Regions from separate parts of the Mus musculus genome. Here regions 2 and 3 are each linked to region 1. The links are chromatin loops, found by intact Hi-C in ENCODE. Cell type or tissue: heart. All regions are shown on one strand.

Region 1 (8,000 bases):
TCTTTGTTTGCCTACTCTGCACCTCCCTGCTTCTCCAATAGACCCCCAGAATGGTGCTGCCTGGGCCTAATGTATTCCAGACCCCCTCAGGATCACAGGCCCTTGAGGCATTGAGAGCTGGCCAGACAGCAATCAGCAAATGGGCTTTCTCCCCTCCTCCCCAGAGCTACTCAGGGACTTTCCTATGTGCCACAGACACCTGAAATAAAATTGTGCCTCAGTCCCCAGAAGCTACCCTGGGGGCTTTTCAGGGGGCCCCTGAAGAAGGGGTGGGGAAGGGCGGGTTTCTAGCTACCCCTTTCACTGGCTCCGGGTTGTCTCCAAGGGCAATAGAGGAACACACACACACACACACACACACACAGACACACACGCACATGCACACACTGACACACAGACACACACACTGACACACACATACACACAGACACACACATACACACAGACATACACACACAGAGAGACATGGAAAGGGGAGGAGGGAAGTCTACAAACATAACCTGGACTTCTCTGACACAGATTTAACCCTTATGTGTCAAAACTACATGCTATCCTGGGTACCCACATGGTGCTTTTTCTGTTAAACTTCTAGATCTCTGTCTTAACATTCAGCATGCAATGATAAAACATGGTCTGAGGTACATAGACTGAACCGATTCAATGGAAGGTAAGTGTCTCCCCTCCTATGATTTGCTTCACCTCTCCGCTGCCCTGGGAAGTTCTCTGACCTGAGACTGTTTGGGGGTGAGGGAGGGTGTTCTATCCTCCTGGAAGAGTTGGGTGGCTGTTCAGTCCCCTGCTTTGGACATCCCAGGTCATTTACCTCAAGGAAGTTTTTGAAAAACCAAAGCGGACCCAAGGGATGGGTTATCCAGTCCTGGGAGGGGGGGTGGGGGTGGGGGAGAGGATGCCATAAAGGAACACCCACTGAAGGTCAACAGAGATAGAATTCCCACCCAAATTCTACCAAAGCACCACATTTTTCCACTACCAGGACCCAACTCAGATGTGACAAGTAGCATCAAGCGCCCATCTACCAAGCTGCCCCAGCCTGCCCTCAGCCTGTTTCTCACAACACAAACCAGAAACTCACCATTGGAAGCCCCAGGCCTTAAGCCTTGACCCGAATCTCCACTGCTCCCTCTGCCAAACGCATCTGTGGTGGACCACGACCCTTCTTCCCAGAACACTGCTGAGATCACAAACATAGACGTGCAATTGATAAGAGACACAAGTTCCCTGCACCAAACACCAGGACCCAGACGCGGCTGAGGCTTGGCCAAGCCGCCTGTTGCAGGGACCTCAGCGGGTTTGCAAACTGGCCCAGCATTGACCCGCTTCTCCAAGCTGTGGTGGGAGACCCCGGTCCCGCGCCCACCCGCAGCCGAGCCCCGCCCGCCCGAGCAGAGGGAAGTGAGCAGAATGCCACGCTCATTTACACACAAAATGATTTTGTGTCCCATTGTGCTCGCAGTTGTTCAGCTCTCTGGGGGTGATTAAACTGGCTGAGCTGCGGCAGCTTGAGACGATTTCACTAAATCGCTTCTTCGTGAAGTCGCTTCTTTTGCTAAGCTGTTATCTTAACCATAAAAGGTAAACAGAAGGCGCCTCTCCAGTTCCCTTCAGCTCTTACGCCCAGGGCGCTTGCCCGAGGCAGCAGTGCCAGGGGCCTGCAGGACTGTCCAGGGGTGGAACGGGAGGGACGCAGCGGGCCACCTGGTGCGCGCCAGCGGGGCCGCAAAGCCAGCCGGCCGGTGTGAACTTCGGGGCTACAGGATCCGCTGGGCCGAACCTCCGGCCCCGCGGGCGGGGTGGCCAAGGTACCCGAAGGGCCCAGCGAAGAAGGGGTGGGAGTGCGGTGGGGGGCGGAGACAAAGTTAAATCAAGAGGCAGACACTTCAAGACCACAGATGGGAAGCTCGCCTAATTAAGGACGTAAAAGCGCTTTTGTTCTCAAAGTTTATTGTTGCCGGGATTTAAAAAAAATTAATTGAAACTAATGCTGTTATTCACTCGCGCAGTTAAATTCCTTCATGCACATTTGAGACACGGAGTGAAAACTTGAAGGTTTATCTTTCTACAGTCGGGGGCTTCTCGAGGGAGGGTAGAGAGGTGCTACTGTGACGCGAGAGTGGGAGAATGAGGGTGTTCGCATCCAGATGAGGGGGTGCGTGTGGGCAGTGGAAATCTAGAGACCGCGGTCCGGTCTTGGGGCGGCGCGTTCCCCGCCCCACATCCTTCCTGAGCTTGGAACCACCACCAGTGCGTCTAGCATGAGACTCGTAGGGTGGGCGTCAGAGAACGCACATCTGTCCCGTTAGAGACTTTTTTCTTTTCTATAAATTGGGCGCCAACCCGGTCCTGTGAGCCCCGAAAGCCCAGCTGCATGGAGCCGGTTTCAGACTCAGGAAAGTCATCAGCTCTGCAGGGCACTCGAGCCCATACTGGAACCAGAGTGCGGAGGACCTGGACGCATATTCCGCACAGCAGGATGATCAGAGCCCGGCCGAGTGGGGAGGGTCCACCCGCGGCTAGGACCAGCCCACGTGGGCACCCCCCCGCCCCGTGCGCGCCAGGCCTTTGTGCTGGGCGCCCCCACGCCGCCAGCCCCTGCGCTCAGCAGAGGGACAAAGCAGCCGCCCCCCCGCCCCCAGCCTAGGTCCCGGCCCGGGGCCGAGTGACTTTCTCGGAATTGCAGCCACTTTGGGAACCAGGGGTGTGCGGCACTGAGCGGTGGCCGCCCGTGCTGGGCTTACCTCGGAGCCGGAGCAGTGGATCGGGCACCGGCGCAGCCCCCGCCCCCCGCAGCCGCCGGTGTCGGGCGCCCGGCGCAGCCCCGTCGCCTAGCGCTCGATGCGCGCGGGTCGCTCCGGTCTCGTCCTGGAGTTACTTTCTCTCTCGCCCCCAACCCTCCCCCCACCCACCCCTCCCGCCCCGGCCCCCGCTCCGCGCGGCCCCTCGCGGCGCGCCGCGCCGGGGCCTCCCCTCCCCGCCCTCCCCTCGCCTCCTCCCTCTTCGCCGCGGCCGCCGCCGCCTCCTTTTCGCGCAGCTCTCCGGCTGCCCTCCCGCCGCTCCCACCTCTTCTCCTCCCTCTCTCTCCAGCGGCCTCCCCCGATGGCTGGAGGGGAGAAAATAGCCCCCCAAAACCAGCCGGTAGCCTGTGCGCCTCGCCGCGGCCCAGCCCGGATTGCAAAGGGCAGCGATCCGGTTCCAAATTACCCCGGCGCGGCGAGCGCGAGCGGGCGCGCGCGGGCGACTCCTGGCTCGGGGCTCGGCTGCGCCTCGGGGCAGAGGATTAGAGTCGCAATTAGCTCCGCGCGCCCGCGCCTGCCGCGCTCCGCGACAAAAAAAAAATGCACCGTTCCCCACCGCCACCACTTCCTTCCCACCTCGCGATCCCCACCCGTGGGTCCCGGAGCCCCGTGCCTGGGTGCCAGGGGGCTGGACCAGTACCCTTCCGGGAGCGCTGCGCCCGAGCCCCGCGCCCTCTGCGCCCCAGCCCCCCGCCGTCCGGCCACGCGGCGCCCGGGCCTCCTCCGGGCTCGAGGAGGGGGCGGGGGAGAGGCTGATTTTAATCATTGTCATTTCATCTGATGTAATATTTCCCCGGGCGCTTTCAGCTGGGCATAAATTTTCGACTCCCAAATAAGTAACACAGGGCACGTTTCTCACATTTCTCGACTCCTCGGTTACAAAGAGGAGAGAAGCAGCCGCCGCCGCGGCGCCCCGGGGCTGAGGGCGGGACTTGGTGTGGGGAGGGGAGAGAAACTGGGCTGCCAGGCGGCTTACCTCCCTCTCTCCCTCCCTCTCTCCCCGGGTCTCGGCCCCGGCTGCCCCTCTCCCGGGGAGCAGCGCCGGCCGTGACGTCTGCGGACACGCGGTGGCCACCGCGGGGGAGGGGAGCGCGGGGCACCCGGCCCGTCGCCTGCGGCCACTCGCGCCATTTCCTGGACGAGCGCGGCGCGATGGAGACGGCGGCGGCCAAAGGTCCCTGCGGCGCGGAGGCCTGCACCCAGAATGCCCCTAGCTGCTCCCCCGCTGCCCCTTCCTCCTCCTCCTCCTTCCCTTGCGCCCCGCCCGTCCCTCCTCCTCGACCATTTCTCGGCTCCTAGGAAACGGATCGCGGCCGGTGCGCTTTGCCCAGACTGCGCCCCCGCCTGGTTCCCGGGACTCCCGGGCCAAAGGCAGGCTTTCGGCTAGGAAGGCGGGTGCGCTTCGGCCGGGAGCAGCGGCGCGGGCCCCCCTTTACAGACTCCGGCCGGGCCTGGGCGCCCTCTACTGGCCAAACTCCTGGGGGTGCTCTCGAGGCCAGACGGGAACACTGGAGAAAGATAATGGGGGTGGGGGCTTGGGGAGAGGACCCAGTCTCCCCTTATTCAGGGGACCTCTAGTGCGGAGAGAGCATCCGTCCGCGCGTCTGTAACTTCACGCGGGAATAAGAAACTTTCCTCCTGAGGGAGTTATTTATTTATTTATTTATTATCTCAAACTACTGGAGAAGGGGGAAATTTTCTCATTAAAGTTACATCCCCGCAGTTAGTTCAATTACTTGATATATGCAGAAGATGTTGTAAATTTATAGATTTAAATAGCTTACAAAGATGCCGCAGGCCCCATCAGTTAATTTCCTTAATTTATGGATTTTAAGCTGCTCCTAGAACAGAAAGGGGCCCGCGAAGTAGGTCAGGGATCTGTGCTGTGGGGGCCCATGGTCGCCCACGTTTGCTTCCCAGGCTCTGAAACCACCCTGGACTAGCTCCCAGCTTTGCTTAAACAGTGCTACTCTTCTGGTGAGCATGCAGGTGAGGGAGGTCCTGTTCGGCTGGATGGTCTGCTCAGTTCTTTGCTGGCTTCCCCAGGCTTTGGACAGCTCAAGGTAGTAGAACTTAGAAACAGTAAACCCCCCCAGTGTTGAAAAAGCTGACCCTTAGAATGAGGTGAAAAGCACTTTGCAAGAATGGTGACCTCAGTAGAGCAAGCTGCTATGTGAATGCCCTCAGCTTCAGAGAGAAAACCTTTCCTAGGCTTTGAAACAGGGAGAGCCAGGAGAGTATGCTAGGCTCACTTGAGGAGTGACGCTCTGAAAACTGCTTGTCACCGCCCGACGGGCCTCAGTACCCCCTCTCTTCTTGTCACCTGCATGGCTGTGGGTGAGTCTTTGTTTTGTGTTCAATACGGGTGAATACATACATATAAATTCATACTTAAAAGATTGGAATAAACTCAACTGTTTTAGGAAGCCACATGGCAATGTGATTAGGACTGGTATTCATGATTTAACATTTCTTTTCCCTCTAGATGAAGTTTCTAAGATTCACAAGGCACATGTCAAGGACGGGTGTATAAATGGATTTTTATTTATTCACAACTCCACGACTAATTGCTTCCCCTTGCCTCAAGGCCACGAGATTGGTTTTAATATGACACTTCAAAAGTATTCATAGAACTCCAGAGATAGCAAGTGTCATTGTTTAAGAGACAAATCTCACCGTGATACTGCTGACCCTGAAAAATAGCAGGTTTCACTTTATTTTAAATTCCCACATGTTTCTTTTTTTTTTTTAAGTTCCACTTGATACCAACTATATTAAAAATGCACAATTTAATCAGAACAAGGGCTGACCATTTTGAAGGACCTTTATTTCCTTGATGCTCCCGGTCTTTGTCTCCACCGTCTATCGTCTCTCATCGAATGGCTGAGCTCTGTGTGCGTCACGAAGGGTAAGCTTCGGTCTGAGTTTTGTCTCAGGTGTTTTAAAAGTTCCTGGCTAAGGCTGGAGAGATGGCTCACTAGTTGTGGCCATATGCTCCTCCTGCAGGAATTCAGTTCTCAGCACCCACACAGCAGCTTACAACTGCCTGTAACTCCAGCTCCAGAGGACCCAACATTCTCTTCTGGCCTCCGAGGGCATCTGCACCCCCCCCCCCCGCCCCCATGCATATCCAAGAATAAAATAAAGCTTTTTTTCTTTTTTAAGTTTCTAGCTAAATGTCAACTACCTCTTACACCAAGAGAAATTGGCATAGCCCACAATAGGTGTTTAGTGGTCTGTCGTATCCAATGCAGCAGGGGTACGTTTTTAAATTGAGAATATGTAATCAGGATGGAAACAGGCCGAGACATCTTGTGGACTATATCTTTCATTACTACAGTCCAAGTGACGAAACTGGATGAATCTAGGCAGAATGTGCATCGTTTAGATTTGATTAGTGCTGAAGTTGCCACAGCCTACAAGGGGATCCAGATCTGTGCTCCATTTAGGTTTCTGCTCCAACCAGAGCAGTCCTGTTAGCTGCAGGATGCAAATCTATCTGCTAGTGAAGTGAGGAGGTTGAAGCCTGTAATCATAGCATTCGGAAGGCTGAGGGAGGCGGCTCGTGAGTTCTGGGCCAGACTGAGGCTTGAGAGCCTAACTGGAACAACAGCCCCCCAAACAGGCCCGTAGTTAGAAAGAGGGAATGAATCTTAAATAAGATGAGTTTGCCTACTTCAGCATTCTTAGGAATGCTAGGACTGGACAACAGATGAATAGACTGAGGGTCCTTTCATCCTGGTAGAAGAAGGGATAAGAGCATGGAGGGTAATTGGATAGAGATGGCTCTTCTCCAGCTTGAGACTTCCAGGGGTCGAGGGGAGGGTCAATTTAGACTTGTCTATGTTTGTATCCATCTCAAGACTAAGAGAGGTCACCTCTGTATACTACAAAGGAACCAGACTGGCCCGGAGTGCCCAGATTGAGTGTTCCTAGTACGGAGGAAGCAGAGGCAGAATTCAAGGCTAGCCTGGGCCACAGAGTGCTACCCTATCTCCAACATGCTAGAGGTGGTAAACCATGTTTGTAATCTCAGCGCTTCAGAGGCAGAGGTAGGAGGAGGAGTTCAAAGCCAGCCTCGGCTACATAGTGGATTTAAGACCTGGTCTCAAGCCGGGCAGTGGTGGCACACACCTTTAGTCCCAGAACTTGGGAGACAGAGGCAGACAGATTTCTGAGTTTGAAGCCAGTCTGGTCTACAGAGTGAGTTCCAGGACAGCCAGAGCTACACAGAGAAACCCTGTCTCAGAAAAAAAAAAAAAAAAAAAAAGACCTGGTCTCAGAAAGTAAATACCAAAACAAGAAAGCTTCACGCCTACCTAGACACCCTTAGACAAAGAAAAATTATTCCAATGACCCCTACAGCATTCCCTGTCACACCGTACTGCCCCCAAATGGGGCAATAAGCTTTGAACAACCAGACTTACCTCCTAGGTTGGGGCCCCTTTATTGGGAGTGAAATGAATATTGGGCCAAATTGGGCTCAGTTTAGGGGGAAAGGAGAATGGTTTTGTGCTCAGGGTTGGAGTCTGTAAGAGTTTGTGAGGTGTTGCCCAAAACCCCGACCAGGTAGCAAAATAGAAGCTAAACCTGTGGAGAAAGCTAAAGCCTGGCACACAGATCATGCCTGGGCTACCAGGACTCACGAGGTTGAAGCCAGCCTGGGCTGCGTAATGAGCCCTGTCTTAAGAAATGTTTAAAACTTTAGGGCTGGAGAGATGGCTCAGCAGATAAAAGCACTGGCTGCTCTTGTAGATGGCTGGACAGAGATTGACTCCTAGATTGACTCCTAAGGAAATCAGCACCTTCTAGGGGACTCTTGGATCCACTATCACTCAACACATACAGATGTGTCTTTTTATATGATTTGAGGGGAAAAATGGGAGCGGGGACAAGGTCTTATACATAGCTCTGGCTGGCCTGGAACCCTCTGTGAAGACCAAGCCCAAGCTACAGAAATCAAACTGCCTCTGCCTCCCAAGTACTGAGTTTAAAGGCATGCCCTACCATGCCTAGCCTGATATTTAATTTTAAAGAAGTTCCTCGAGCCCAAGCCGGAGATGGCTTAACCCACCTTTCACCCACACCCTCAGGGGAAAAGGCTCAGAGGTGGGGGTGGTCAGGTAGAATGTGGCTACTTCCAGGTAACCAAACCAGGCCACCAGCCTCAGGCGCTCCACCTGGGTT
Region 2 (8,000 bases), 160 kb before region 1:
AGATGAGCCCAGCTTGTTTCAAATGGACAAAATCTGACCAATGATCTCTCATCACAACTCTACATTGGTGTTAGTGCCCACACATTGTCCTCCAATGGTCTTCATTCTATCTGTTTAAAATATGTTGCTAATGAATGTAGATTAGAAACAGGGCTGGAGAGGTGGCTCAGTGGTTAGGGACACTTGCTCCCCCCCCCTCCCCTTTGTGGAGAATGTGAGTCTGGTTCCATGCACTACACGGCACCTCACACCTGTCTGTAACTCCAGTCGCAGGTCATTTGATTCCCTATGGTACCAGGTACTCATGTGGTACTCTCAGAATCATGCAGATAAAACACTCACAGATATAATAAATTACTAAATAGGTAATAAATAAAGAAATCTTTTTTTAAAATACAGACAAAGGCAGGCTTCTTCTTTGGAAATTTGAAGTTGAAAATGTGTCTCCTCACACACCCCATTTTTCTTTTCTTCTACTGTAGCCCAGGCTGGCCTTGAATTTGTATAGCCCCTACCTCAGCCTCCCAAGTACAGGGATTACAGGTGTGAGCCACCACAGCAAGCTCATATTTTCTGAGATTGATTTTTATTATTTTTAATTATGTGTGTATATATTTGTATGTGCACACAGCTGCAGGTGTCTCTGGCATGCAGAGCCATCAAATCCCCTTGAGCTGGAGACAGAGGCGACGGTGAACTGCCTGATGTACTTGGAGCTGAACCTGGGTCTTCAGCAAGGACAGTACACACTGAGTCATCTCTCCAAGACCCGGTATTTATTTTTCATCTGTGTTTTCTTTTCCTTATGATTCTTCATGATTCTGAGTGTGTCAGCATACACAGAGCAGTGGGGCCTGCGGTCGTTCTGACTCCTGGAGCATCTATATTTCTGGGATACACATGCCAGACCGTTAGCGACTAAGGACTGACTTCACTGTCCACAGGTGTGGGCACTGGAGGTTTGGCACTATGCGACTGTTTCAGAGTCATGGAGTGCCAGTATGTGCTGCAGGTTTCTTTTTGTGCGTTACTGGGACTCCCGCTTTATCAGGCCCACTGAGCTTCCCGGAAAGGAGCCAGGGCATGTTGGTGCACATCTGCAATCCCGGAACGTTGGAAGATGAAACAGGAAGATTGTGAGCCTGAGTCCAGCCTGGCTTGCATAGGGAGTTCCAGGCCAAAATGGCCAAAATGGACTTTTAGCATTTGTGTGTGTGTGTGTGCTTGCACATGTGTGTATGTATCTGTATGTGTGTGTGTGTGTGTGTGTATTGTTTTAAAAACTAAATCCTAAATGTTTGATTTTACCAACGATGATTCAGGAGCCAGATGCTGGGGTGGAAACCTGTGCGCTCAGAGAGGCAGGGAAAGCACCCAGCTGACCTTCCTACTCCACTGATGTCCCGGAAGGACAAAGTTCTTTCTCCGTCTCCATACCATCTTAAACCTCCTTTCTTCAAAGTCCCTCCTTTCTTTTTACTCTGTTCACTCCCTGTCAGCTACTTGCTCGCTTTGCCCTAGAACTAGGATTGACTTTATTTAGCTTTTAAAATTAAAGGGGTGTGCTAGGACTGAGTCACAACCACAAGATTTTTTTCAGTTCACAATCTTGGGGTTCACAATGTGATCAAATATCCTGCGGCGTATGTGTGTCCATATATGTATGTGCCTGTGCATGTACATGTGTATATGTGTGTGTCTGTATGTCTCTCTCTGTGTGTATGTGTATGCCTCTTTATTGTATCTGTGTGTGAGTGTCTGTTTCTTTATTGCCTCTGTGTGTGTGTGTGTCTGTATGTGTTATGTGTCTGTGTGTGTGTCTGTATATGTGTCTTTATTTTCTCTGTGTGTGTCTTTACTGTCTGTGTGTGTCTATATTGCCTGTGTGTGTGTGTCTTTACTGTCTGTGTGTGTGTGTGTGTGTCTGGATGAGGGGGTGTTCTGTGTGAGGAAGCCAGAAGAGGGAGTCAGATCTCCTGGAGCTGGAGCTGCAGGTGGTCCTGAGCTGCCTGACACAGGATACTGGGAACTGAACTCCACTCTTCCTTCTGGAAAAGCAGCAAGGGCTTTTAGCCACTGAGCCCTCTCCAGCCCTGTTTGAGATAAGGTCTTAGTATGATAGCCTTTGCAAGCCTGGAACTCTCTATATAGACTGGACTTATCCTGAACTCAGAGACCTGCACGTCTGTACCTCCCCTTAGTGCTGGGATTAACACCCTGTCCAATACTTCTTTCCAAAATGAAAAAGTTAGTAATATTGTAAGTCGATGGAGTTGATTCGTTTTTAACTTACAGTAGGGTTTTTTTTTTTTATTCTAAAACTGAATATTTAACAGTTTATTGGGTGAGCCTAAAGGCTTGAAATTACACGTCTATGAGTTTGGGCCTTGCATTTTTGACACCTTGGGTTCTATTCTTTGCTATTTTTTTAACTTACTGCAGCAGATCAGGGGGCTCTAAAGCCATCTGTTAACCTTTCTTTCTCCTTTAAAAAAAAATCACGTTGAGTAGCTCAAGGCGAGAAGACCCAGAGCCAGCGTGACTGAAGCAAAGCTGGGGAGACGCGAAGGCACAGATCGTTGGCTCTGACATTTCAAGACTTGAGCCTATTAATTTTTTATGTTGCGCTACTTGTATATCGTTAATAAAAATCTGACGAAAAACTTTTTAGGATGTATTTGTTGCTGTGGCTTTGATCTTAATGTTTGCAAACTAATACATTAATACATGGGAAGCCTTAAGGATGCCTTCTAAGAGAATATTTCCATACATTATGTTTGCATTTCCATTTTAGGTAGCTGGGCCTCTGTGGGGTTGTCGATGGTGGTAGCGTTAGATTTGGGTGGAAATGTGTCTTTTAGAGAGAAACAGCAGCTAACAGGAAACAAAGGTAATGGCATTTGGTTGAACTAATTAGTTAACTAATCCAGATAGAGTTTATTTTTTGTTTCGTCTTGTTTTTTTGAGACAGTCTCATGAGATAGCCCAGGCTGGCCCTGAACTCACCAAATGCTAGAATCACAGATGTGCCCCACCCCCAAATGTTCTTTCCAGGGGTAGGCAACTTCTGTTGTGCTAAATATTATTCCCCCCCCCCCGCCCTCCACTTAGGCCATATGGTTCTCAAATAAAAGCTACAAAAGCCTTTATATTTATGATAAGTCTCAAAGCACTAGAGCTGGGCAGATACCAACTCCCTATGCTATTTTGTCTACTTCCCTGTCAATAACACGGAGCTACCACTTGCCATGTTTCTCCTGGGCCACTCCTATTCTAACAGGCCAGCCCCCCTGGCTGTGTGCTCACCATCCACCTATTCATGATGTCTTCTTCCCTCTTTCTCTCCTCTCATGGTCCCTGCCTGAGACCCCCAAGCCCAGGAACCTCTGTTCTGCCCAGCCCAGGCTGTAGGCATCTTTGTTAACCAGTCAGGGATAGCTTGGGGGCAAGGTTTATACAACAAAGGCTGATATATGTGAGGATCTGCTCATCTGGGAGCAACCGATTCGTGGGGTACAGAATTTAGCATTTGAATATAAGCAGCACCAGACCAAACCACAAACTCTCCCATTAGAATTTTTATCTGCATTCACTTCTATAAGAGCTCTCATTTCTGACATGAGTTTTCATTCCCAAGTCCTTTATTTTTAAAAGGGGTGGGTATTTGTATTCATTGCTATTTGTGATAGGAAAACAAGACACACACACAACAAAATAAAACGAGGTTTGGTGTATGCTTATCAAAATGGTACTCGGGAGACAGGCACATACATGTTTTAGCATTCAGGAGGAAGAGGTAGGAAGATGGGGGAGTTGGAGGCTAGCCTGGGCTACATCATGAGCGCCTGTCTTATGGTGGTGGTGGTGGGGGGGAGCCACTTGTGTTAACCTCCAGAGGTGAATTCAATTCCTCTTTGAAAGGCACATCTTTGATCCCTGTTAACTGCCCATTTCCTTGCTGTGGCATCTGTGCCTGAGTGGTAAGAAACTCCCATGCCAGGCCAGCAAGTGCGTGCCACTTTGTTACTTATATATTATATATGTGCCCTCAAACGCAGGAGGATGTTGTTGGGGCAAGATAAAGTAAGACTTCTAAACAGCGTGTGCGATTTGAGGGTCTGAGGAATAATTTGGCGATATTTGAAGATCTACTTCACAAAAGTAAAAATGCAAGCGGCATGATGACTTATTAAAAATGATCACTAACCCAATTTCGAACACTTTGGAGTGCCGGGTGGGCAAGCCGGCTCTTGTCAGGGCCCTTTCATTTGTCTGTGACTCAAAAGCCACCGTGAAATGCTTTGAATATTTATGATTTTGATCGAGGATCAGACTACCTCCAATAATCTTCAGGTTTTTTTTTTTTTTAACCCGGGTGTAAAGTGTTTGAAATGTCTATCATCCTCTGATGTATGAGTGGTTAATTATTTGGATGAATATGAAGTACCCCTTTCTTTGAAGGAAAGGGTGTGGGAAATTCTACTTCCACAAAAGTAAAATTAATTCTCTGTAGTGACCGTGAGGTCGGGGAACTCACTGGTCAGAGATTATTTTGGGGAGTAATTTCTTTTACTGTTTCAAAATGGATGGCGTCATCTTAAGTCGTTATTTTTTTAGATCCACTAGAGGGAGTCGTGTGGTATAGATGTGGATTGTTTTTTTTTAATAAAAGAGATGTGTTTATCACTGAGTTAGTAAATGCATTCGAAGCAATGGTCTTGTCCAAATTCAGCCACTGCGATTCGGGAGTCTAGCTCCTTACTCACAGACCCTGCCCGGATTGAGGGAAGCGCTTTTAACACCCCTGAGTTTGCTTGACTTCTTTCTCTCCTTCTAACAGTCTTTCTTAATTTTCTAATTCTGCCCACCATCCGAAGGCAATTTTGATATGCAAATAAGTCTTAACATTCAGAAACGGAATCTTTTGAAAGTCTGATTAGTTTTTTCTTCTCCCTTCCACCTCTTCTTCTTCTTCTTCTTCCTCTTCTTCCTCCTCCTCCTCCTCCTCCTCCTCCTCTTCTTCTTCTTCTTCTTCTTCTTCTTCCTTCTTCTTCTTCTTCTTCTTCTTCTTCTTCTTCTTCTTCTTCTTCTTCTTCTTCTTCTTCTTCTTCTTCTTCTTCTTCCTTCTTCTTCTTCTTCTTCTTCTTCTTCTTCTTCTTCTTCTTCTTCTTCTTCTTCTTCCTTCTTCTTCTTCTTCTTCTTCTTCTTCTTCTTCTTCTTCTTCTTCTTCTTCTTCTTCTTCTTCTTCTTCTTCTTCTTCTTCCTTCTTCTTCTTCTTCTTCTTCTTCTTCTTCTTCTTCTTCTTCTTCCTTCTTCTTCTTCTTCTTCTTCTTCTTCTTCTTCTTCTTCTTCTTCTTCTTCTTCTTCTTCTTCTTCTTCTTCTTCTTCTTCTTCTTCTTCTTCTTCTTCTTCTTCTTTGGTGCAGTAGCCCCGCGTTAGGGAACAGAGCGGCAGAACTCTGCTTCTCCCTCCCGGAGACTCCCGCCCTGGGACCTCCCGCTGGTCTCCTTGTTAAGATGCCTCGGACACTGCTGGAAAAGGAGGAGGGGCTGGGGTTTGATGTCCCGTTCTACAAGAATAACACAAAGCTGCAAATTGAAACCGGTTTAATTTTCCAAAGCTTAAAGATTTTAAAGTAATTTAGACAAGTGTTTAATTTTTTTAAACGCCGAAAGCTTACAGCGAAGAAGCAAGACAACTTAGCCCCGCGGCGTTCCTCCGAGCTGATGCTTTGCAAAATGAAATCCTAATCGAGGTAAAATTTACATCCGGTGAAATACACAGACTTTAAATCTCCAGGCCAATTGATTTGATGGCACGGTGTGGATGAACGACAACCACCCTACTGGGGGGTATGGGTGGCTTCTGTCACTCCAGAAGGTTCCTTCTTGCCCCTTCCTGTCATATGACAGAAAAGCAGGCCCTGTGAACGGAGACTCTGAGATGAGTTTCACAGGACAGTCAGTGGACTCTTCAGAAGGGAACTTGGTGAATACAGACTCTCTCCAGACATCAGGGTGTAAGTGGGTGGCAGGGTGGGGAGGTGGAATGCTACCTAGCTGTAGGTCTTGGGGATGGCATCAAAGGTGGCCTTGGCAACATTGCCCCCCGGGGGTGACAGTGGAGCCCCTGGCTGATGGATGTGTAGCAGTTATGAATACCAGCCTTTATCATCAGCTTCTTGGGCACAGGAGCAGAGCCACAGAGGCCTGTCACCTTGTGTCCAACAGTGTGGGGCTTGCCAAGCCTCTTCCCCAGTAGCTGCACAGGGACAACGGAAAGCTTTGCCAAGATAATGGCCCCCTGGATAGCAGTGGCTACCTCCTTTGAACACCTAACACCAAGACCAACGTGAGCATTGTTGTCCACAGTAGCGATGAAACCTTGAACCTGGTCCGCTGGCCAGCCAGTCTGCTACTGCACTGGCATCTTTAGAACCTCATCCTTTAGGGCTACGCCCAGGGAAAAGTCAGTAATCTAGGATGCCTCAGTGGGCAGGAGAACAGGCGGATCTCCTCCAGGGACTTGATCTTCACGTCCTTGTCCAAGTGGTCCAGCATGGTGATGGGGATCCACTCCTTAGCTTCAGCTTTCCTTTCTTGAGTGGCGAGGCCTCAACCGTGGTGGCCACAGATCACTGCTCTATCCTTTGAATCCTTCGTGAAAGCTGCTGCTACCTCCTGAGCCCAGCATGGGGGTCCTCTGGGCCCTCCTGCTACTGGGCATCAGCCGCTGTTGCTGTTTAACGGAAGAAGGCATGGTGATGGTTTAAATGATCTCTAATCAGAGTGACTGCTCTCTCTCTCTCTCTCTCTCTCTCTCTCTCTCTCTCTCTCTCTCTCTCTCTCTCTTTCTCTCTCTCTCTCTCTCTCTCCTCCCCCCTCCCTCCATCTATCTATCTATGCAACCCATATTGTCTTGAACTCAAACTCTTTCCCACCACTAGGTCAAGCTGAAAGATGTTTTCCCCATTACTATTCCAAAATACATGAAATAATTCAGTCAAACATGGTCACACTTCAGATCCACTAGCTAGAGCCATGAAATACAATTGGCTAGTGTGCTGTGGGGTAAGAACCCACCATTGTCCCTTGAATGTTTGAAAATCTGAAAACTGCCTCTATTTTGTGCTATGGTTTGAATATGTTTTGTCCTCCACGAAAATTCACACTGTGGCTTAATTCCTCAGTGTGGCAGAGGTGGGGCTCCATGGAAGAAATCTGGATTGTGGCATAAATGTCTTATTTGTCACTGGCCTGGATTAGCTACCCAGAGGCTGTCATACAGCACATTCTCCCTTGTCATGTGAGTGGCCTCTTCAAGCATGCCTTCTCCTCTGTGCTTTGAGCCTTGAGTTGAAACACTCTGAGGTCCCCATCAGAAGATTTTTAAAAATCTCCTGTTCTATCATTTTTGTCCTCCTGAGTTATAAGCTAACTAAACATTTTTTTTTCTTTATAAATTACCATTAGGTGTTCTACTACAGTGAAAGAAAGTGGACCAAGGCATCCTGTCTCACACTTGATTGATACTTTGGCTGGGTATAAAATAAGTTTCTAAGTTTCCCTCAGAAATCTCTAGGTCATGCTCCATTTTCCCATAGCTTAATATATAGGAAACTTAAATCTGATTTTTTTTCCTTTCTATTTTTGTTTTTCTTTCAGGAGTCTTTCCCAGCTAATATGAAAAGTTCATGATGGTATATTTAGGTTTGATCTTTTATCAGGTTGTTTTACCTTGAAAACAGACATTAAACCCATCTGCCACAATCAAGTTTGACAGCCAGCTTTGGCTTTTTGCATTTGGAATTGAGGAGGCTATGGTAAGGCTGAGTATTCCAATGTATTCTCTCATCTCCAGCCTTAGTAGTTAGTGATTCATTCACTAGTGCAAGCTTCACGGCTCTGAGTCTAGGGACTTTCAAGTTGGTTTTCTACTCTCAGCTGTGATGAAGACAAGCATAGGGAACAATTTAGCTGCCTAGAACTCCACTTGTCTTG
Region 3 (8,000 bases), 220 kb before region 1:
CACAGTGAACTTTGGTGGAGTGGCACCTTGCTCCTTGGTTTGCCACTGGGATCTTAGGAGAAGGGGTAGACATTGCTTAACTCTCCCCCTGGGAAAGAATCCTAGCAACAGATGACCCTAAGTCAGCCACTAGAATAACTCATATACACACAGACACACACAGACACAGACACAAACACACATACACACACAAACATGTGCATATACACACACATAAACACACACATACATAAACACACACATACACACACACACACACACACACACACACACACACACACACACACACACCTCCCTTATTTTTTATGGCTAATCAGTCCACAGAAAGATGGAATAGATCTGTAGAGCACACTGCTATGGCTTGATCTTATGTGTCCCCAGAGACCAGTGTGTTTAAAGGCTCCGGGTCCCCAGGGTGGTGCTACTAGACATAGCAGAACTTTCTTTTTAGAAAAAAGGAGTTTCTTTTTTTGTTTTTGTTTTTGTTTTTGGTCTTTTCGAGACAAGGTTTCTCTGTGTAGCCCTGGCTGTCCTGGAACTCACTCTGTAGACCAGGCTGGCCTCGAACTCAGAAATCCACCTACCTCTGCCTCCCAAGTGCTGGGATTAAAGGCGTGTGCCACCACTGCCCAGCAAAAAGGGGTTTCATTTGCCTCAGTTTTAATGTACATCCCATCATAGCAGAGAAGGTATGGCGGTAGGGGCATGGGCTGATGGCCACATAGCAACCATGGTCAGGAACCAGGGGAAGGGAATGCTGGATCCTCAGGTGCTTTCTCCTTTTTATTCAGTCTGAAATCCCAGCCAATGAAGTGCACCACTCATATCAGGGTAGCCATCTTCAGCCTCATTTACTCTAGTCAAAGAACCCACTTCACAGACATTCCCAGAGATGTGTCTTCTATGTGACTCTTGAACTTGACAAGTTGACAGTCTAGCCATCACAAGCCAAGGTCAGTGCTCACAGACTTACAACCTTGTCTACATCCTTCTCCAAACTCTGCCTGCTGTAGGGCCAATCCTGATGGCATCTTCTGGATTCTATGTTAGAGCTAGGGCTTCTTCTCATGTCCCTGCTTACTGCTGTCATGCCCCTTACCCATGTTCCTAAAATTAGCCACAAAGCCCCCTTTAACCATTATGATCTCCGCCTGCCTGCCATTGCTGTGGCCAGCCTGCGTAGCCTCTTTCACTGGACCTTAAGAGTTACAGCTGAGCCCACAGGAAAGGCTACTGCTCTTTGCCTACACCTAATTTAACAGGTATGTATAGCTTAAGGAGATTCTTCACTCAGACAGACCCACTTGATAATCTCCCTGGGATGGCTTGTCAATTGTCAGTTAGACAGGAGCCTGGGAGAGAGCACTGGATTCCTTGAGCTGGAGTTACAAATGGTTGGAGCTGCCTGATTTGTGTGTGCTGGGAACTGAACTCATTTTCTGAGAGAGTGGCAATTGCTCTTAACTACTGAGCCATGTCTCCAGGCTCCAGACAAGATCTTTTATACCCTTCTTCTTCTTCTTTTTCTTTTTCTTTTTCTTCTTCTTCTTCTCCTTCTCCTTCTCCTTCTCCTTCTCTCTTTTTCTTTTCTTCTCACTGTATAGCCTTGACTGGCTTGGAATGTACTATGTAGACCAGGCTGGCTTTGAACTCACAGAGATCTCCTTGCCTCTGCCTCCCCAGGGTGGGAATTAAAGGCATGTGCCACCACACCTGGCTTTATACTCCACCTCTAAAAATATTTCTTTTCTTTCTCCATTCCTTCCCTCTTTCCTCCCATGCCTTCCTCCCCTACTCCCCTCTTCTCCTCCCTTTTTCCTCCTTGGCTGGGGACTTGCACATACTAAGGCTGAGCTGTATCTTAGAACTACACCGCATCTCTAAAATTCCTTAAGCTGCAATGACATAAACTCAAAAGACCCCCCTCCAACACCCACAGATGCTTTTGCTGTAAAAAGGTTGGTCAATGAGTACAAGGTCACACTTAGAGTAAGTTCTGTTATTCTGTTGTGTAGTAGGACAGCAGAACTGTGATAGGTATGCACTTCAGACTAGCCACAGGCAGGTTGAACAACCTCCCCAACAACACATGATGGATGCTGGCGTGGAGGTGTATCAGTCACTTTCCTGTTGCTTTGATAAGACACCACAAGCAGGGCAATTCATAGAAGAAAGAGCTGGGCGTGGTGGTGCATGCCTTTAGTCCTAGCACTCAGGAGGCAGAGGCAGGTGGATCTCTGTGAGTTCCAGGCCAGTCAGGGCCACATAGTAAAAACAACACAACAAAATAGTAGCAATGATGATGATGATAAACTAAAATTATAACCACTTACCTTGATTTCCCGTTATTTCATTGTGCTTTGGCTCTGCATGACTTGGTGAATGCTTTCAAAGCTCTGCGAAGATGGTTGTCTACATGCTTTGCTTAGATGGGGGAACTCAGAAGGCTATGGCTTGGGTTGGGGTGCAGAGCTGGTAGAGCTACATCCTCTGCCTCTGAGGGGCTGGCAGAGCAGCAGGGAGTTGGATGGCCTTGGGAAGCCCCATCGCTCTGAGAAGGAGCAGGCGTCAGAGCTGCTTTGGCCTCTGTAGACGCTTTGGCTGTGGATCTCAACTCAAGGGCAGGGCCTGCTGGTTCACAGAGAGGGAGGCTGTGGGCACTGTAGAGGTACCAGAGAAGAAAATGGCATGAGCTGGGAAATGTGCTATAGGTGCGGGGTCAGATGAACCAGAGAGGTGTGTGAAGGCAGTGTGGGGAGCTTGATATGCCAAGATGTGGCAGGGGTGTGTAGGTCTGGTGTAGCCACTGGTGCACAGAAGGCTACCCCCTGTATTTAACTAGTTGGTTACCTTTTAGGGAAGTTTCTTTGTTTCTTTTTTAGAAATTAAAAACTTTAAATTTATTTTAGTCATTGTGGTGGATTGAATGAAAGTGGCCCCCATAGGCCCATAGGAAATGGCACCATGAGGAGGTGTGGCCTGGTTGGGGTAGGTGTGGCCTGGTTGGAGTAGGTGTGGCCTGCTTGGAGGAAGTGTGTCACTCAGGATGGGCTTTGACATCTCAAGCCGCTCAAGCCAGACCCAGTGTCTCCCTCTCTGCTTGCTGACCCAGCACCATGCCTGTCTATGTGCCACCATGCTTCCCACCATGATGACAGTGGACTAGACCTCTGAATTGTAAGCCAGCCCCAATTAAATGCTTTCTTTTATAAGATTTGCTGTAGTCATGGGGTCTTTTCATAGCAATAAAAACCCTAACTAAGACACTTACTATTTATGTGTTCCCATACACACACACACACGTGGAAATGCATGCCACACATGGAAGTCAGAAAACAACTTCCAGGAGTTGGTTCTCTCCCTCCTTTGTGGTTCCAGGGATTAAACTCAGGTCGTCATGCTTACATGACAAGATGACAAGTGCCTTTACCTGTTTTACTGGTTGAGCCATCTCTCACTGGTCTTTTTTTTTTTTTTTTTTTTTAAGATAGTATGATGGTTTGTGAATGCTTAGCCCAGGGAGTGGTACAATTAGGAGGTGTGGCCTTGTTGGAGTAGGTGTGTCACTGTGGGTGTGGGCATTCAGACCTTTATCCTAGCTACTTGAACACCAGTCTTCTCTTAGCTGCTTTTGGAACAAGATGTAGAACCCTCAGCTCCTCCAGCCTCACATCTGCCTGGATGCTGCCATGCTTCTACCTTGATGATAATGGGCTGAACCTCAGAACCTGTAAGCCAGCCCCAATTAAATAGTGTCCTTTAGAAGAGTTGCCTTGGTCTAGGTGTCTGTTAGGGTCTGGTTTGGTCAGCCTGCCAAATGCATGCACCACTGGATAAACCCCTCCTTTTAACTGAACTGTAACTCTGATGCTGAGTGGGGAGGCTATGGCAGAGAAAGCAAGCCTACTGTGGATGCCTGAAGCTAACACGGTTTTAAGATGTATTCAGTTCGTTGTCAGCCCTAAGAATCCATGCTCAGTCACAGTAGTTTGTGCTTCAGACTACGTTGTGTGAAGGCTGTGGAGATGGCTCCCTGGGGAAGTGCTTGATGTGGAGGCACAAGGACCTGAATTTGGATCCCCAGCATCTATACCAAGAGCTGAGCATCACCACACACTTTTATAATCTCAGCGCTGGAGAGGCAAAGACTGGTGAATCCCCAGAAACCCACGGCTAGCCAGCTGAGCCAAAGTGATGATCTCCAGTTCAGGGTAAGACCTTCTCTCAAAATACAAGGTGGGCGGTGGCTGAGACTATCAGATGTCAGACTCTGGCCTCCAAACAGAAGCACGCACCCACCAACATAAGCTTGCTCTATACTTATTTTTAAAAGACGGCTCCACTCATGTTGGCTGAGAAAGCGTGAAATAACATGACTTTCGTCTTTCGGGCTTTGCAGGGAAGGAGCCCCTTATCCAGGTTACTAAAATCCAGTGTGTGTGTGGGGGGGTGTGCTCCCAATTTTTTGCAAGTCAGAAATAGAAGCCCCTGATGGTAAGGATTTCGGTATCTCAAAGAGTCACTTCTCTTCTCCCTCTGCTTTGTTAAAAATACGGGACGACCTTAACACCAGAGGGCAGTGTTTTATAGTACTTACCAAAATGTCCTTAGACCTTGTCATCTGATGCATTAATGCATGGTTTATGCATGTTTGCAGTTTCCCCTTGTGCTGTTAAATAATACACCTGACCGGGGACCAGTGAACCTAGAATTTCATAAGTGGCAGGCATAACAAAACCACCCCACAAAAAAACAACAATGAAACACATGCCCCTCTCCCATTCCTCCCAGGCCAACTATTCATTTTATGAAGCTAAACCTCCCTGAATTAATTTTCACAGTAAGTTGTGCTGTTTGGGTGTTGGCTGGTTGTTAGCGATGGGGGCATTTTATAATACATAACTTTCCCTAGACCCAAGGAAGCCCTGTCCAGCTAGGTATTTTAAAATCAAGCTTTGTTTATTTATTGTTTTTATGTGCATAGGTGTATGTCTGTACATCCTGTGTGTGCAGTGCCCATGGAGGGCATCAGATGCCCTGGAACTGGAATTACAGGTGGTTTATGCCAGCCCACTTGACTTAGCTTTAGGGCTGGTCAGAAATGGTGAGTTTTGTTTCTGAAAAGTACCCTGGCCTTAACAAGAAGAGGATTTGCTGCTGCTGCTGCTGCTATTGTTGTTGTTGCTGCTGCTGTTGCTGTGTGTGTGGTGGTTTGAATATATTTGGTCCAGGGAGTGGCACTATTAGGAGGTGTGGCCTTGTTGGAGTCAGTTTTCTGTTTGCCTTTGGAACAAGATGTAGAATTCTCAGCTCTTTCTCCAGTGCCATGCCTGCCTGGACACTGCCATGCTTCCTGCCAAAGATAATGGACTGAACCTCTGAACCTGTAAGCCAGGCGAAATTAAATGTTGTCTTTATAAGAGTTGCCTTGTTGGGGTTGGAGATTTAGCTCAGTGGTAGAGGCCCTGGGTTCAGTCCTCAGCTTTGGGAAAAAAAAAAAAAAAAAAAAAAAAAAAAAAAAAGAGAGTTGCCTTGGTCATGGTGTCTCTTTGCAGCAAATGGAAACCCTAACTAAGACATTGACCTACGCTGGGCAGTAGTGGCGCATGCCTTTAATCCCAGCACTTGGGAAGTAGAGGCAGGCGGATTTCTGAGTTCAAGTCCAGCCTGGTCTACAGTGTGAGTTCCAGGACAGCCAGGGCTACACAGAGACCCTGTCTCCCCCCCCCCCCAAAGACATTGACCTATGCTTCCTGCATCTCATTACCGTTCTGTAAGTGGTGATTCCATCTTTTAAGTTGCTTGGATCATAAATGTCAGAGCTGTTGATGACTCTTCTCTTTTCCTCACATAGAACCAATAGCAAACTTTGATTTTTTTTTTTTTCATCCAAATCCAGAGTCTGAGCAGGTACGGCACCTTTGTGTTTCCATCCCTGTGGAGCTATTTGCTCCACAGTGGAACAGTCCCTTCTGAGGGGAGGAAGGCGGCTCATAAGACTGCAGAAATCAGGCTGGAGAGATAGCTTGGGGGTGGGGGAGGCCACCTCAAGACTGACCTGAGATGGAGCCCAATACCGTAGTGAGAATAATTTCTTTAGAATGTAAACCAAATTAGATCACATTATTCTCCAAGCCTAAGCCCTGTGGGAAGCCAGCTGCCATGCCATAAAGATACTCACATAGCCAGGGGTGAGAGACAGGACAGTCTTGGTTTATGCAGTTTGTTTAGCCACAGATCACTGATCCACACAGCTTGTCTAAGGTTAACTATGGAAAATGTAAACTTGAGTTTGTCAGACTTCAGAGCCTGAGTTCCTGAACATTGAGCCTCACTGCCTTGGAATTAGCCCCACTATCTGTCCTGATCATCCTGAGCCCATTGAAAACTGCACCTGAGTCCTGCAGTTTGCTTTGGTCTGTCTGTGATACTGAGAGTAGAGCTAAGAAATCACCCCACGATTTCTACACACATTTATAGTTTTTTTCTTGCATTATACTATTGTACAAAAACAAGTCCAGCTTTATCTCTCATTTGTTGTATTGATTGATTGATTGGTAAATAATTTTTTAAGGTTTATTTTTATTTTTATTTTATTTGTGTGCGTGTCTTTCCTGAATGTATGTAAATGTACTCTGTGTGTGTGTGTGTGTGTGTGTGTGTGTGTGTGTGTGTGTGATTCCTGCAGAGGCCACACATCTCCTAGAATTGAAGTTACAGATGTTTGTAAATTGCCCAACCAGCATTTGTGAAATGCATGTTTGATCTAAGAAGCGTTCAAGACTTTCTTTAAGGCTTAGAGAGCTTTTTAAAAAGGGCCAGGTAGGTTTTAGGCTATGTTGGTATACATAGCCTTTGTGTTTGTGTGTACAGTGTGTGTGTGTGTGTACATTTGTGTATGTGTGAATGTAAGGGGACATATGTGTGTGGCTTGTGTGTGGAGGGAAGAGGAGAGCCACAGGTGTTGGTTCTTGCATTCCACTTTGTTTGAGACAGAGTCCCCTGCTGTTCCTTACCATATACACCAGGCTTGATGGCCAGCCAGCTCCTGGGAATTTTCCTTTCTAAGCTTCCCATCCCTATAGGAGTGCTAGGTTACAGATGTGCACACTATGCATCCAGATTTTGGGTTACAGATGTGCACACTACACTAGCACTCTGTACACTCCCCCTAACACCTAGTACTGTGTATAGTTAAAAAAAAAAGACTTACTTAGTTATTAAATGAGTATGGGTGTTTTATCTGCATACTAGAAAAGGATACAGGATCCCATAGAACTAACAGTTACAACCAGTTGTGAGCTGTCATGTGGATGCTGGGAATTGAACTGAGCACCTCTGGAAGAGGTGTCAATGCTCTTAAATGCTGATCCACCTCTCTAGCCTGTGTCCAGCTCTTTATGTGGGGTGTGGGGATTTGAACTCAGGCCCTTCACATGTGCAGCAAATGCCATTATACATTGAGCCATCTCCTTAGTGATTCCCTCTACCTTGAGACAAAGTCTCACTATGTAGCCCTGGCTGTCCTATTATTCACTATGTAGACTAGGCTAGCCTTGAATTCAGAGTTCCATCTGACTTTGCCTCCTGAGTGCTGGGGTTAAAGGTATACACCACCATGTCTGGCCCTATTTCTTTAAAACAAGGTCTCACTAGACAGCCTAGACTGTGCTCAAACTTGTCATCACAAAGTTCAGGCTGGCCTTGAACTCATGATCTTCCTGCTTTATCTTTATTACATTGATGGTGGGCCAGCTTTGACCCCCATCCCTTTTGGAAGTGCTGGAGACTGAATAAGGGGCCTCTTATTTCTTGTAAAGCTTGTTAAATTGGTCATTTAAAAATGCTGAGTTTAACCAGGTGTGGTGGCACAAGCCTTCAATCCCAGCACTAGGGAGGCAGAGGCAGGTGGATCTCTGTGAGTTCAAGGCCAACTTTCACATAGTGAATTATAGTGAAGCCAGAGCTATAGAGAGAGATGTCTTCAACAGGAAAAGAGA

What was found. Peaks named below come from ENCODE experiments on the same cell type or tissue, not always from the same donor. Only the 100,000 strongest peaks of a DNase experiment are listed, where the experiment ranks them.
Region 2: it touches region 1 in a loop (8-fold over the local background); 14 of 42 quality-filtered maps call a loop at or near these places.
Region 3: a loop joins it to region 1, with 5 times the contacts of the local background. A loop is called at or near these places in 5 of 42 quality-filtered maps.

The regions. Positions count from the first base shown.
Region 1 is chr7:34,651,491-34,659,490 of GRCm38, forward strand. Kctd15 (potassium channel tetramerisation domain containing 15) reads right to left here and starts at 2,908. Exons shown (of 7, transcript NM_001360820.1): 1 at 2,757-2,908; 2 at 1,094-1,192. In heart, a CTCF peak has its summit at 4,278 (motif pointing left); DNase peaks (open chromatin) are centred at 1,701, 3,141, 3,291, 4,101 and 2 weaker places; H3K4me3 peaks cover 3,920 bases; H3K27ac peaks cover 3,281 bases.
Region 2 is chr7:34,489,473-34,497,472 of GRCm38, forward strand. No RefSeq gene overlaps it. Among named protein-coding and RNA genes, the nearest start is that of Gm35297, 53 kb to the right of the region's middle. In heart, a CTCF peak has its summit at 4,590 (motif pointing right); no DNase peak of the experiment used is centred here.
Region 3 is chr7:34,434,528-34,442,527 of GRCm38, forward strand. No RefSeq gene overlaps it. Among named protein-coding and RNA genes, the nearest start is that of Lsm14a, 49 kb to the left of the region's middle. In heart, a CTCF peak has its summit at 4,575 (motif pointing right); no DNase peak of the experiment used is centred here; H3K27me3 peaks cover 444 bases.